Linked DNA regions of Homo sapiens: region 2 is linked to region 1. A link is an interaction called in ENCODE POLR2A ChIA-PET data of the cell type or tissue named here. Cell type or tissue: GM12878. All regions are shown on one strand. Each heading gives the region's core, and the rest is flanking DNA. Links, peaks and the distances in the headings are about the cores only. Region 1 has its middle 43 kb from the start of TIAM2. Region 2 overlaps SCAF8 (SR-related CTD associated factor 8).

What was found. ChIA-PET counts read pairs that join two places held together with the same protein. Peaks named below come from ENCODE experiments on the same cell type or tissue, not always from the same donor. Only the 100,000 strongest peaks of a DNase experiment are listed, where the experiment ranks them.
Region 2: POLR2A ChIA-PET joins it to region 1 with 5 read pairs; 2 of 35 experiments call an interaction of 5 or more read pairs at or near these places.

The regions. Positions count from the first base shown.
Region 1 is chr6:154,948,362-154,955,608 of GRCh38, reverse strand. No RefSeq gene overlaps it. Among named protein-coding and RNA genes, the nearest start is that of TIAM2, 43 kb to the left of the region's middle. RefSeq lists an enhancer at 3,749-4,249. In GM12878, for the core only: no CTCF peak of the experiment used is centred there; a DNase peak (open chromatin) is centred at 3,818.
Region 2 is chr6:154,810,584-154,817,830 of GRCh38, reverse strand. It overlaps SCAF8 (SR-related CTD associated factor 8), which reads right to left. Exons shown (of 20, transcript NM_014892.5): 13 at 2,015-2,115. Among named protein-coding and RNA genes, the nearest start is that of MIR1273C, 39 kb to the left of the region's middle. In GM12878, for the core only: no CTCF peak of the experiment used is centred there; DNase peaks (open chromatin) are centred at 2,390 and 3,620; H3K27ac peaks cover 631 bases.

The DNA.
Region 1 (7,247 bases), core at 1,122-6,121:
TAATCCCAGCTACCCGGGAGGCTCAGGCAGGAGAATCACTTGAACCTGGGAGGCAGAGGTTGCAGTGAGCCAAGATCACACCATTGCACTCCAGCCTGGGTGACAAGAGCGAAACTCCATTTAAAAACAAAACAAAACATTAAAAAAACGAAGGAGAGAATGCCGTTTGGGAATTACTCAAGGCAGCTCTTTCCCTTTTTTTTTTTTTTTTTTTTTTGAGACCAGTTCTTGCTCTGTCACCCATCCAGGCTGGAGTGCAGTGGTGTAACCATGGCTCACTGCTGCCTCAACCTCCCCAGGCTCAACTGATCCTCCCATCTCAACCTCCCAAGTAGCTAGGACTACAGGCATGCACTGCCACACCCGACTAATTTTTGTATTTTTTGTATAGATGGGTTTTGTCATGCTGCCCAGGCTGGTCTTTAATTCCTGGGCTCAAGTGATCTTCCCACCTCAACCTCCCAAAGTGCTGGGATAACAGGCATGAGCGACTGCTCCCAGCACCCTTCCCATCCTTGATCTCTCCATGCGGATGCTCAATGCGCTTTGAGGGAAGCCTCAATGTGCTCTGCAAACCCTTAAGTCTGTGAGTGCGTGTGTGGCTATGGAGTAGGGGTTGCAGGCGAGTTTGCACGCCTCGGCAGGAAGGGGCTGGCACTTACCTGCTTATTCTCCCTGGGCTCAGATGCTCAGGTGAGGGAGAAAACCCAGGCGGGCTGCTGTGGGGTTTGTACCTAATACTAAGGGGTCTACCCCAGGTGCACACTCACAAAATCTCATTCAGAGTTCAAAGAGGTAACAAAAGGAACGTGTGTGTGTACCGCATGCGCGCCCACAGTGTGAGTTTGGCACACATGAAGACATATGCCCATATGTTTACCCTCTCAAATTTTCCAGTGCAAATTAGGAGGCTGGTTCTAATAACATGGCAATAAAACATCAAGCGTCTGTGCTACAGTCTCTCACCAGGCATGGGAAAATGGTTTATCTTGGATCCCGGGGCAGCCACTAATGTAATGAGAAACTAATAGATGGAGGAACCATCCAGACACAGTTTCAAGGCCACAGAATTTTTCTTCTTATCCACAACAAAGTCTCAGGAATGCAAGACCACAGGCACAGGCTGGAAAACTGCACAGAAGTGGAGTTCTCCTGATGGGAGAGATTCACACGGCAGCCTCGGTTCACAGAGGTTTCATATGGAATTTCTCTGTGGAGGGTTGTACAGGAAGCAGCTGAGTGGAACTCTTAAAATGAGAGCACGTTACAGAAAGACTCCAAAACTATGACTCTCATCTCACCTGAAGACAACCGCTCCTTTTTCATGCATTTGACAAGACCATTTTCATATCAGTCAGGCATTTAACTTTCATGTTCATATAAAAATTCAGTACTTTTACCAATAACAAGAAGTTTTGGTTCTGGGGTTGTTTTTTGTTTTTGGTATAGTTGGGGGTTTTGCTGTGTTGTCCAGACTGGTCTCAAACTCTTGACTTCACACGATCCTCTAACCTTGGCCTCCCAAAGTGCTGTGATTATAGGCAGGAGCCACCACATCTATCCTAACAAGAAGTGTTTTTGTGGCGTTTTTTTTCTGTTTGTTTTTTAAGACAGAATCTTGCTCTGTTGCCCACTGTGGAGTGCAGTGGCGCTATCATAGCTCACTCCAACCTCGATCTCCTGGGCTCAAGCGATCCTCCCACCCTCAGCCTCCAAGTAGCTGGGACCACAGGCACGCACCGTCACGCCCAGCTAATTTTTCTTATTTTTAGCAGAGACAAGGTCTTGCTTTGTTGCCCAGGCTGGTCTTGAACTCCTGAGCTCAAGCAGCCCTCCGGCGTTGGCCTCCCAAAGTGTTGCGATTACAGGCATGAGTCATGGTGCCCCATCTAACAAGATGTTTTAAAAGAGCTTTTTCAAAAATATAGAAATTCAGGCAAATTGTTACCCCCCACCCCCGCAAATTAATGAAAAGGAGGCACTCTTTCCTCAAAAATCAAACTGTTTTGAGGCTGGGTGCGGTGGCTCATGCCTGTAATCCCAGCACTTTGGTGGATCACCTGAGGCCAGGAGTTTGAGACCAGCCTGGCCAGCATGGTGAAACCCCATCCGTATTAAAAATACAAAAATTAGCCAGGCATGGTGGTGTGTGCCTGTAATCCCAGCTACTCGGGTGGCTGAGGCAAGAGAATCGCTTGAACCTGGGAGGCAGATTGCAGTGAGCTGAGATCGCACCACTGCACTCCAACCTGGGTGACAAAGTGAGACTCCATCTCAAAAAAAAAGAAAAAAGAAAAAAGAAAATAAATCAAACTGTTTTGAGAAAAGTAGTTTTATTATTTTACTAAAAAATTTGTTTTGAATAATTTGGTACATTGTCACAAGAATTCATTGGCTGTGTTGTGAACAAAATGGCTTAAGAAACACAGCTATGTTTCATGTTGATAGGATGTCACAAGCCACATGTATGATATGTCTGACCTAATGGTACTCTTCTCTGTGCTCCCGTGTCACATGACCTGCCTGTGACAATGCCACTTACATCGTCATTAGAGTTCCTGTGCCTAGCTACATGCCCCACCTCCAGCTTCCACCTCACTGAAAAGGTCTTGAAGGAGAAGACCAGGCTTCCTCCTCCTTGATTCCCCTAGAACCTGGGCCAGTGCCTTGAAGAGCTGTTCCATGAATGTCTGGGGAGGGTGTGGGAAATATGGTTGGACATGGGTAGGTTGGTGCCAGGTTACATGGGGATTTAGAACCTGGACTTGACCCATCCTGGGCCAGAAGGAGCCACTTAAGGTTTTTGAGCAGAGGGTGATGTGGTGGGTGTGGTGGCTCATGCCTGTAATCCCAGCACTTTGGGAGGCTGAGGTGGGTGGATCACGAGGTCAGGAGTTCAAGACCAGCCTGGCCAATATGGTGAAACCCCATCTCCACTAAAAGATACAAAAATGAGCCGGGCGTGGTGGCACAAGCCTGTAGTCCCAGGCTGAGGCAGGAGAATCCCTTAAACCTAGGAGGCGGAGGTTGCAGTGAGCCGAGATCGCACCACTGCACTCCAGCCTGGGTGACAGAGTGAGACTTGGTCTCAAAAAAAAGGAAAAGAAAAGAAAACAAATTGTGTTGAAGTCCAGAAATGGGGCACTGGAGCGGGAGCCCAGAGCAGAAGCTATTGCCAGAGGTCACAAGGACAGAGACTAGAGGCAAATCTAAAGGATTTTCAAGGAAAAGCAGAACTTGGTGTCCCTTTCCAGGGGAAGAAGGATATGGAAGGGTCAAAGTTGGCTCTAGAGGTTGGAGGGCTGAAAGAGGTGCCCTCCTAACAGATACTAGGGTGAGGATTTGGGGCAGGACAGAAGGTGGGGGAGACAAGTTCACCGTTGGTCATGTTCAGTCTGAATAGATCCCCCAGGGTGCAATGTCCAGGCAGTAATTATAACTCAGAAGAGGAGTCAGGGCTGAAGATTCAAATCAGCAAGTCACCCTGGCTTGCAGTGACTTCTCTGAAAAGAGAAAATGCTTCACCAGAAGAACAGGGGAGAGCTCTTAGGTATGTCCCCAAAATCTGCTTGCTAGGATGGGATGAGTCACCCGGAAGGACCTGCCCAGGTGCTAAGGAAACTGGAAAGGGCTAGGTCAGGTGAGCCTGAGGGAACAGTTTCCTGAACGGGGGTGGAAGAGGAGGTCCACGGTGACAACTTTGGAAGGAAGGAAAAGGAGAAGGACCACGGAAAGACAAGGCGGTGTTTTTAAGGAAGTCATTCATGCATGGATGGTAGACAAGACGGCAGCAGAGCAGCTGGGGCAGATGCCAAACCACAGAGCACAGACAAAGAAGAAAGAAAATGTGAAAGAGCAGGAAGCAGTGGCTGCAGGTGACACTTCTGAGGAGGCCGTTTGGAAGCTACAGGAAGCAGTGGCTGGAGGTGACACTTCTGAGGAGGCCGTTTGGAAGCTACAGGAAGCAGTGGCTGGAGGTGACACTTCTGAGGAGGCCGTTTGGAAGCTACAGGAAGCAGTGGCTGGAGGTGACACTTCTGAGGAGGCTGTTTGGAAGCTACAGGAAGCAGTGGCTGGAGATGACACTTCTGAGGAGGTGGTTTGGAAGCTACAGGAAGCAGTGGGATAAAGGAGGGGGTGATCTTCATCCTGAGCATGCTTGCCAAACACACTCATGCCCATTGCACACGCTGAGATGTGCACCCAGCTCTCTTCTCCAGAGAGGTCCACATGGCACACATGTGAATGGCCCAAACTTCTGGACGTGTGGTCCTCTGTGCCCAAAGCCTCCGGGGTACCTAGGGAAACACGCTGGCTGCCTTATGAGCACGTGAAAGAAGCCCAGGTGCCAGACCTGAGCACTGAGCAGTTCTTGGCACTCATGCTGCTCATGGGGATTGTGTACAGAGAGCAGACTGGGCTGGAGGACCAGCAGGTGCACACAGAGGCCACCTCAAAGGGACATGGCAGCAGTACTGTGGGTCCCTTGCTCTCCCTATGAGTGAATGCAGCTTTGGGCAGCGTGACTGAGTCCACCCAAATCTAAGCACATCTGGTGAGATTGCTGGGGAGCCAGTCACGGAACACAGACTCTGACGTCTCCTGAGTCGGCAGAGATTCAGGCTCAGAAGCTCCATCCTCAGCACCCCCTTCACACTCTGGAGGAAGCTGGAGGAATCTTCTCCTACTGCTATCTTCACGTGGCATGGATACTGTAGAGGAGTAGGAATGGGGGTCCATGAAGGAATCTATTCTATCGCCAGAGCTTTGGAAGCCTTCAAATGGCCTACGAGCCTAGAGGCATCTGGAATCAAAGCAGTAATGACACCTTCCTGCCTTGGTGATTCTATTTAATGAAGAATAACTATAAAGAGAGCAAGATGGCCAAACAGAACCCTCCAGCTATCATCCCACCCTGTCCCCTCCAACCTCACCCCTCAAGAACACCAAATTGAACTATTATCCACAGAAGACAGCACCTTCAAAAGAACCAGAAAATAAGGTGAGCAATCACAGTACCTGGTTTTAACATCATATCAAGGAAGAGGCACTGAAGAGGGTGGGAAAGACAGCCTTGAATTGCTCACACTACCCTTCGCCCTTCCCCTAGGAGCGCAGCATGATGCAGAGAATCTGTGTCTTTGGAAGAGGGAGAGGGAAGTCATTATGGAGCTTTGCATTGCAACTCAGTGCTGCCCTGATACAGTGGAAAGCAACACAGGGCAGAATTAGGCTGGTGCCCATGGAGGGAGCATTTAGACCAGTCCTAGCTGGAGGAGAAGGGTTCGTCTTGGTAGTCAGAACCGGAGTTCTAGCAAGCCCTGCCACTGCAGGCTCAAGTGCTCTGGGGTACTAAATAAACTTGAAAGACAGTTTAGGCCACAAGGACCACAATTCCTGGGCAAGTCGCAGTACTGGGCCGACCTTGGAGCCAGTAGGCTTGGTGTGCATGCAACCCAGTGAAACACTAGCTGACATGGCCAAGGCCTGTCCCCCAACCCCAGGCAGCACAGCTCGCAATTCCAAGAGGAGAGGAAAGAGTAAAGAGGACTTAAAGAGGACTTTATCTTGCAACTTGAACACCAGCTTAGCCACAGTAAAATAAAGCACTAAAGTCCTGAAGCCCCCATTCGAGGCCATAGCTCCTGGGTGACATTTCTAGACCCACCCTGGGCCAGAAGGGAACCCACTGCCCTGAAGCAAAAGACAGTCCCAGAAGAATTCACCACCAGCCAACTAAAAAGCTCTTGGGCATTGAATAAATATCAGGTCACCACAGGCCTTGGGTGAGACCCAGTATTGTGCTGGCTTCAGGTGTGACCCAACACACTCTCAGCAGTGATGGCGATGTAAGTGCTTGTGCCACCCATCCCCCAAATCTAGACAGCTCAGCATGGAGAAAGTGATTCCATTTGTTTGGTGGAAAGTAAGAGAAGGGTACGAGAGACTCTGCCTGGTAATCCAGGGAATTCTCTTGGATCTTATCCAAGATCACCAAGGCAGTACCTCTACGGGTCTGCAAAAGTTACACCGTTACTGGGCTTGGGTTGCCTTGTAATGCACATATGACTGCAATGACCAAAGACTTAGATCACAACACTCAATTCCCTTTGAATATTTGGAAAGTTTTCTCAAGAAGCACGGGTACAAGGAAGTCCAAATTGTGAAGATTAGAATAAATACCTAAATCTTTAATATCTAGACATCAACAAACATCCACAAGTATCAGGACCATCCAGAAAAACATGACCTCACCAAATAACTAAATAAGACACCAGTGACCAATTCCAGAATGATAGAGATCTATGGCCTTTCAGACAGAGGATTCAAAATAGCTGTTTTGAGGAAACAGCAAAATCCAAGATAACACAGAGAAGGAATTCAGAATCCTATCAGATGAATTTAACAAAGAGATTGAAATAATTACAAAGAATCAAGCAGGAATTCTGGAGCTAAAATAAAAATTCAATGGACAAACTGAAGAATGCATCAGGCTCTCAACAGCAGAACTGATCAAGCAGAAGAAAGAATTAGTGAGCTTGAAAACGGACTATTTGAAAATACACAGAGGAGTCAAAAGAAAAAAGAATAAAAAATAATGGAGCACATCTACAGGATCTAGAAAATAGCCTCAAATGGGCAAATCAAAGACTTATTGGCCTTAAAGAGGAGGTAGAAGAGATAGAGAGACTGGGGTGGAAAGTTTACTTAGCAGGGTGTGGTGGCTCATGCCTGTAATCCCAGCACTTTGAGAGGACGAGGTGGGTAGATCACCTGAGGTTAGGAGTTCAAGACCAGTCTGATCAACATGGTGAAACCTCATCTCTACAAAAATACAAAAATTAGCCAGGCAAGATGGCGTGTGCCTGTAATCCCAGATACTCAGGAGGCTGAGGTGGGAGAATGACTTGAACCCGGGAGGTGGAGGTTGCAGTGAGCCAAGATGGCGCCATTGCACTCCAGCCTGGGTGACAGAGTGAGACTCAGTCTCAAAAAAAAAAAAAAAAAAAAAAAAAAAAGAAAAAAAAAGAAAGTGGGGCTAGGTGCGGTGGCTCACGCCTGTAATCCCAGCACTTTGGGAGGCTGAGGCGGGAGGATCGCCTGAGGTCAGAAGTTGGAGCCAGCCTGACCAACATGGAGAAACCCCGTCTCTACTAAAAACACAAAATTAGCCAGGCGTGGTGGCTCATGCCTGTAATCTCAGCTACTCGGGAGGCTGAGGCAGGAGAATCACTTGAACCCAGAAG
Region 2 (7,247 bases), core at 1,507-6,506, 140 kb after region 1:
TATCCTTAATATATTAACTCAGAAAACTATTCACAGCATTTGTTTCTTTCTGAGAAACTCAAAAGGCATTCTATCATTTTATTTTCACTCTATACCTAATAAGCCATATCTGTTATTAAAGCTTACATAGAAACCTTTTCCTCAGCCTTGCTAACACTTCAAGCTACTGCCTCTTTAATATTAATATCAAACTTATTAAAAGAGAAATATATCTAAACCTTGACATTCTTCTTTATCTATTACAATCTAGCTCTAATTCCTCACCAACCCACTGGAAAATACTTTACTCTCTTCAAGCTCACCAATGACCTACTAAATGCCAAACTGAATGGACTTTGTCTTTGAAGTCCCCAAAATTAAATGAGTGGATTATGAATCTTCATTTCACAAAATAACTTAGTGCTTATTATTTATAAGTACTATGCTCTCAAAACATAATACAATAAAGGAGAGGGATAAGGCAAACAGATGCTCAAGGGACCGTGATACAAGAAAGATTACAAATACGATCATCAAACAGGAAAATCCAAAATGCTACTTGGATGCAAGGTCTGTTCAGAGCAATGATTCCTGCTGTGCGTCAGAACCACCTATGCAGCTGTGACACTTTGCTAAAAATTTGAAGACATCGAGCATGGGCATCCCTAATTTTTCAAATGTCAGGACATATTACTGATATGCAGCTAGAACTGAGAATCACTAGTTTAAAGGTAGGGGTAAATCAGAAAGAAACTTCAGAGAAAGTATATGATTATAGACTCTGAAAGACAGTGATGTTTTGACAGGTAAAATCTAAAAAGACAAAAGAATAAGAGAGGTCGACAGCACTCTTGTGGTAAAGAAAGAGAAATCTGAAGTACCCAAGTTGAAATCCATAACCAATCATCTTTTTATCACCTGTGTAACTCAAGCAAATCACTTAGTTTCCTCATTAGAAAACAACAGTATTTGAATTACTTAACCAGCTTCTTATGAGGCTCCAAAAAGATCACACACAGTCAAAAGTAAGATGCAAAATGGTTCAACTCAACTCAAATAAAGAATTCTGTTACTATTACAGAAAAGTCAAGTTTGGCCATTTAAGGAAGACTGGGAACTAAGACTAGAAAGGAAAACTGGGCAATTTTCTGATAAATAATGATAAAAAGATCCCACAGACATAAAACTGTAACCACAGGGAATGAAATCAGACGCCTGATGAATTAAGTCTCCTCATACTTCCTGTTTACCAGGATGGATGGATGGATGGATGGATAAATGTCTCCCCAAACAAATGACTACAAAACATTTCACCACACAGCAGGAGGAAGAAAGACAGCACGTAATTTTTAAATAAAAGAACAATTAAAATAGCTAACCAAAGATGTCTGACCCTCAGGGAAAAGCATCAGGCCTCATGAAGAATAAAACACAGACTCAAAGGAGGAGACTGAGTGGTGCAAAACTAGTGCAAGAATCAAGAGTGAAAGAGTTATGCTCAACTTACTAGCAATTCGCTGGCCATACTGATTTTCTTACCTAACATTTGCTCTGTTTGATAAAAAAGAGAGTAAAAGAGCACGAGAGGGTGAGAGAGTGAGAAGAAAAAGGCAAAAGAAACTGGGATCCTAAGTCCAGCTGTGTCTCCACGACTGCTTCTGTGGTCATGTGCAAGTGACTACAATTCTGTGGAACTCTCCATTTCCTCAGAGACAGTTTTTTAAAAAAAGGAATTAAACCAGACCACACATAGGGTTCCTGCTAACTCAAACATTTGATGATGTCAGGAATCAAGCATGGTACACTGCTATAAAACTCAAGAACATTTTGTTAGAATTCCACTAAAAAATAAAAATAATTAAGGAGAGAAACAGCACCAAAATAAACACAGACATTATCAAAGTAAAGCAATCCTTTTAAAGATGTGTATTATTTAAGGCAGACATTACTGGGCTAATTAGGAACAGAAGTGATTCTTTGTATTAATAAAAACCTCCTTTTTTAAAACCTTAAATTATTAAGAACTGATACTTGCATTAATGGATTCAATCTGTCCAAACTCTTCAAACAGGTTGGTTAAGTCTTGCTGTGTTGCCTTCTTGTCCACTTGCCCAACCCAGAGAGTAGTACTACATACTGTCAAGACACAAGAGACAAATGACCTAAATCATTTAGACATAGTTACTTCTTTGAAAAGTAATTGAGGAAAAAGCAGTAATACACATAATAATTAAATTTAAGATAATATATTTAAAAATAATTGTCAATGAACACTTGCATCTGTTATGTTTAAAAACAACTAAAATCACAAGTATTAATTCACATCTCTGCCAAGTCAACCACTTACATGTCACCTGTTTTCAAGCTTGGCTGCACACCTGAACCATCTGTGGATGCCAGGGTCCCATTCTAAGAGGATGAGTGGCATGCAGTGTCAAAGACAGGAACTGAGAGTTGTAAAATTCCCTAGGTGATTCTAATGTGCAACAAAGTTTCAAACCCACTTCTCACCGTAATCCCATTTGTGAACCTTTTATTTATTTATTTATTTTTTTGAGACGGAGTCTCACTCTGTCGCCCAGGCTGGAGTGCAGTGGCACAATCTCGGCTCACTGCAAGCTCCGCCTCCCAGGTTCATGCCATTCTCCTGCCTCAGTCTCCCGAGTAGCTAGGACTACAGGCGCCCGCCACCACACCCGGCTAATTTTTTGTATTTTTAGTAGAGACGGGGTTTCACCATGTTAGCCAGGATGGTCTCGATCTCCTGACCTCATGATCTGTCCGCCTCGGCCTCCCAAAGCGCTGGGATAACAGGCGTGAGCCACCGCACCCGGCCTGTGAACCTTTTAAGCGTCTTTCTGTACTGGAAGGATTAAGTGAATGTGTCTCCCTAATCAAGAGATAAATCTAAAAACAGCATCTTATCCTTAAGGAAACAATCCTTTCTGGGAAGATACAAAGGGAAAATGGCCAAATCAGAACCCCTTAACCCCTTGAAAGACTTAAAGATACTTAACTGTTGAAAGCCACATCCCCTTAACAAATATTAAACATGAGACACCTTGCCTACTTTCAGCTGTACAGTTCATGCCTCCACGAATGCCTCCTTTTACAGAAGACATTTATTTAAAAAATATTTATAGCTGACACCTTTGCAGAATTTTCATATGTTATATTTGGATTTATGTCAATGTCCACATTTCTGGCTACCTTTGATCTATAATAAGACAGGTTTCAGGCAGGTTTTACTCTATGGCTAATTTAGCCCCACATGAAGGTACCCTTGGCAAGATCACTACTGAGTGCCCTAGGCTTTTCAACCAGGTCTCTCCACTCTGGCTAGTCAGAACTCTAACATCTTCTAGACCTGTGTAAGCTTTAGGAATCACTTAGCTAACACAGAGTCCCTGGTCATTGTTCTTTCCCTGCAAGCTGTTTATCTCCTGTAAGTCTTACCCTATGCATATTCAATTTAATCTTCAACCAAAGTCTCAAGGAGCTCTGCATTAGGTTTGTTTTTCGTTTGTTTGTTTCTGAGACAGGTCTCACTCTGTTGCCCAGGCTGGAGTGCAGTGATGCGATCTCAGCTCTCTGCAACTTTCACCTCCCGGGCTCAAGTGATCCTCAGCCTCGCGAGTAACTGGGACTACAGGTGTGCGTCATCATGCTCAGCTAATTTTTGTTGTATCTTTAGCAGAGATGTGGTTTCACCACGTTGCCCAGGCTGGTCTCAAACTCCTGGTCTCAAGTAATTTCAAAGTGCTGGAATTACAGAGGCAAGCCACCATGCCTAGCCTTGTAACAGTTTTTTATTGCTGCTATAACAAAATAACATGAAGTTAGAATAAAACAAATATATTCTCTTATAGTTCTGAAGATCTACTATGGGTCAGCAGGTACGCATTCCCTCTAGAGGGCTCTAGGGGAGAATCTGTTTCCTTACCTTTGCTAGGTTCTACAAGCTGCCTGCCTTCCTTGGCTCATGGTCCCGTCCTTCGTCTTCAAAACCACCTCCACATTTCCCAAATTCTCTCTCCTTTCATTATCACATCACCTTTTCTCTTCAACGTACTTGCTTCCCTCTTATGTACCCGTGTAATTAAACTGGGCCTTCTGGATAATCCAGGTTCATCTCCCCACCTCATGATCTTTAATTTAAAAGGGCCTGAAAAGTCCCTTTTGCCATACAATGTAACATATTTAAAAATCCCAATGATTTAAATGTAGATACCTTTTAGGGGGCCATTATCCAATCTACCACAAAACCTTAACAGAAGTCTGGGGCTCTGTCATGGAAAAGATCCCCCCGCCCCTTTATTTTTGGAGACGAGGTCTTGCTCTGTCACCCAGGCTGAGGCTAGAGTGCAATGTCCTAATTATAGCTCACTGCAGCCTCCTACTCCCTGGATTTAAGGCCTCCTCCTGTCTCAGCCTCCACAAAAGCTGAAACTATAGGCACACCATCACCATGCTTGGCTAAGTTTTTATTTTTAGTACAGACATGGTTTTGCTCTTCCCAGGCTGGTCTCAAATTCCTGGCCTCAAGCAATCCTCCCGCCTTGGCCTTCCAAAGTACTGGGATTATAGGTTTGAGCCAGTATACTCAGCCTTAAGGATTCTTCTGTTTTTTGTTTTGTTTTGTTTTGATATAGGGTCTTGCTCTGTTCCTCAGGTTGGAGTGCAGTGGCACAATCATATCCCACTGCAGCTTCTCAACCTCCTAGGCACAAGTGATTCTCCCACCTCTTTCTTGAGTAGCTGGGACTACAGAAGTGTGAACCACCTTGCCGAACTAATTTTTTTTTTTTTTTTGGCGGTAGTGATGGCATCTCACTTTGTTGCTCAGGCTGGTCTTAAACTCCTGGCCTCAAACAATCTGCTGGCCTGTGCCTCCCAAAGTAGCTTGGATTACAGGTGTGAGCCGCTGCACCTGGCATTCTCTTTTTCCTCTTTATTACTGGTTCTGCATATTCCAGCTGCCTTAATCTCCCTGAACTCTGTTCTGTATTTCCCATCTCTTTCAATATTATCTCTCTACACATTTTTCCCATAGGAAACTCCATTATTTTCCCCAGAAAGCATTAATGATTCTTGTCATCCCATGCAGAAGGGACACTTGATTCCTGGAATGTTATTATTCACTGGTGCTTTATATCCCCTAGACTATTCACGAAAACCTTATGTTCTAAAATCCATGCTAAAGACCAATAAATCGTATGAAAACACTACCATATGTTTAAAATGTGTTAAGAAAGAATACAAACCACAGGAAATTGATACTGCTTTTGAATAAGGAGAGTTGTGAGGTAAACAATCAGAGATTATTTTTCACTGTATAGGCATACCTTGGAGCTACTGCAACTTTGGTTCCAGACCACCACAATAAAGCAGATATCACAGTAAGGTTAAGGCACATAAGTTGTTCTTCCCAGTGCACACAAAAGATATGTTTACACTACACTGTAACCTATTAAGTGTGCAACAGCATTATGTCTAAAAACAAAAATGTACATACCCTAATTTTAAAATACTTTTTGCAAAAAAAAAAAAAAAAAAAAAGCTGACATAGAGACAAAGTAGGCACCTGCTATTGGAAAAATAGTGCCAAGAGAGGTACTCAACATAGGGTGGTCACAACCCTTCAACCTATTTAAAAAAAAAAAAAAAAAAAAAAAGGCAGTATCTTCAAAGCACAATGGAGTGAAGTGCAATAAAACAAGGTATGCCTGTATTTGGTTATGCGTTTTTTATTCACGTGCTTTTTATTTTCTTTTTTGCTGTTTGTTGTGCCCATGAAAATAAAACAGAAATAAAAAATAAATTCCACAGTTAAAAACTATGTAAACAGCACACGTATTTACTGCGGCACTACTCACAGTAGCAAAGATTTGGAACCAATCCAAATGTCCATCAATGATAGACTGGATTAAGAAAATGTGGCACATATACACTATGGAATACTATGCAGCCATAAAAAAGGATGAGTTCATGTCCTTTGCAGGGACATGAATGAAGCTGGAAACTACCATTCTCAGCAAACTATCACAAGGACAGAAAACCAAACACTACATGTTCTCACTCATAGGTGAGAATTGAACAATGAGAACACTTGGACACAGGGCGGGGAGCATCACACACTGGGGTCTGTCAGGGGGATGGGGGGTTGGGGGAAGGGTAGCATTAGGAGAAATACCTAATGTAAACGACAAGTTGATGTGTGCAGCAAACCAACATAGTACATGTATACCTATGTAACAGACCTGCACTTTGTACACAAGTACCCTAGAACTTAAAGTATAATTTAAAAAAAAGAAAAAACTTAGATGACGGGTTGATGGGTGCAGCAAACCACCATGGCACCTGTGTACCTATGTAACAAACCTGCACGTTCAGCACATGTATCCCAGAACTTAAAGGAAAATGAAATAGAAAATTAAATGGTTAAAAAAAAAAAAACTGTGTAAACAGTGAAATCAACAACATGACAAATTAAGTGAGAAATTAAATGAGAGCGACTCCATATAAAATCCTTACTCTAATAATGGCAAATAAATAGATAATTCTGAACGTCTTAATGGTAATCATGCGAGAAAGCACAGTAGAGATTTTTGTGGTTAAACGTTTGACATTATTTCTTTTATCAGCCAGCACTAAAATGTTTAGATGTATACCATCACCCTAAGGGACAAACAAACTTCTAGAGCAAGGATAATCAATATTATCAGGTTGACACTAGCTCTCACAACCAGGTAAAATTCATGCAAGATAGCCAAGGCCTACAAGAACTCCCAAAACTTAGTAAGAAGATGGCTATTGCCTTTTATTATAGGCCTGGGTTTCCAAGACGCTCTAGTAGCACAAATTATACCAATTATTTTTCTAACTCCCTGGCAGAGGGAATTTACGTGGAAGTCTTCAGAAATTAGATAACACAATCAATGTTTAGCTCTTTGGAAAGAATGACAATTTGTTCGATTTTATGTACTTCTTTGCCCATATGTAAACTCTTAGTTCATCTTAAAAGTCATAACCCACCAAGAATACCCTAGGCAAAATTTGGCACTAATTAAAACTTATTTTGCTGTGCTTAACATTCCTACCAAGTGAACCCTCCCCACACCTGCTCCAAAACCAAACCCCACCACTACCGAATCTGTTCTAATCATACGTAATTGACTAACATGTAACCGTGCAAGGTTTGTACAGTAGGAATTATCCTGTAGTGCTAACCCATTAACATTATAATTACTTTAAAAATTAGATATAGC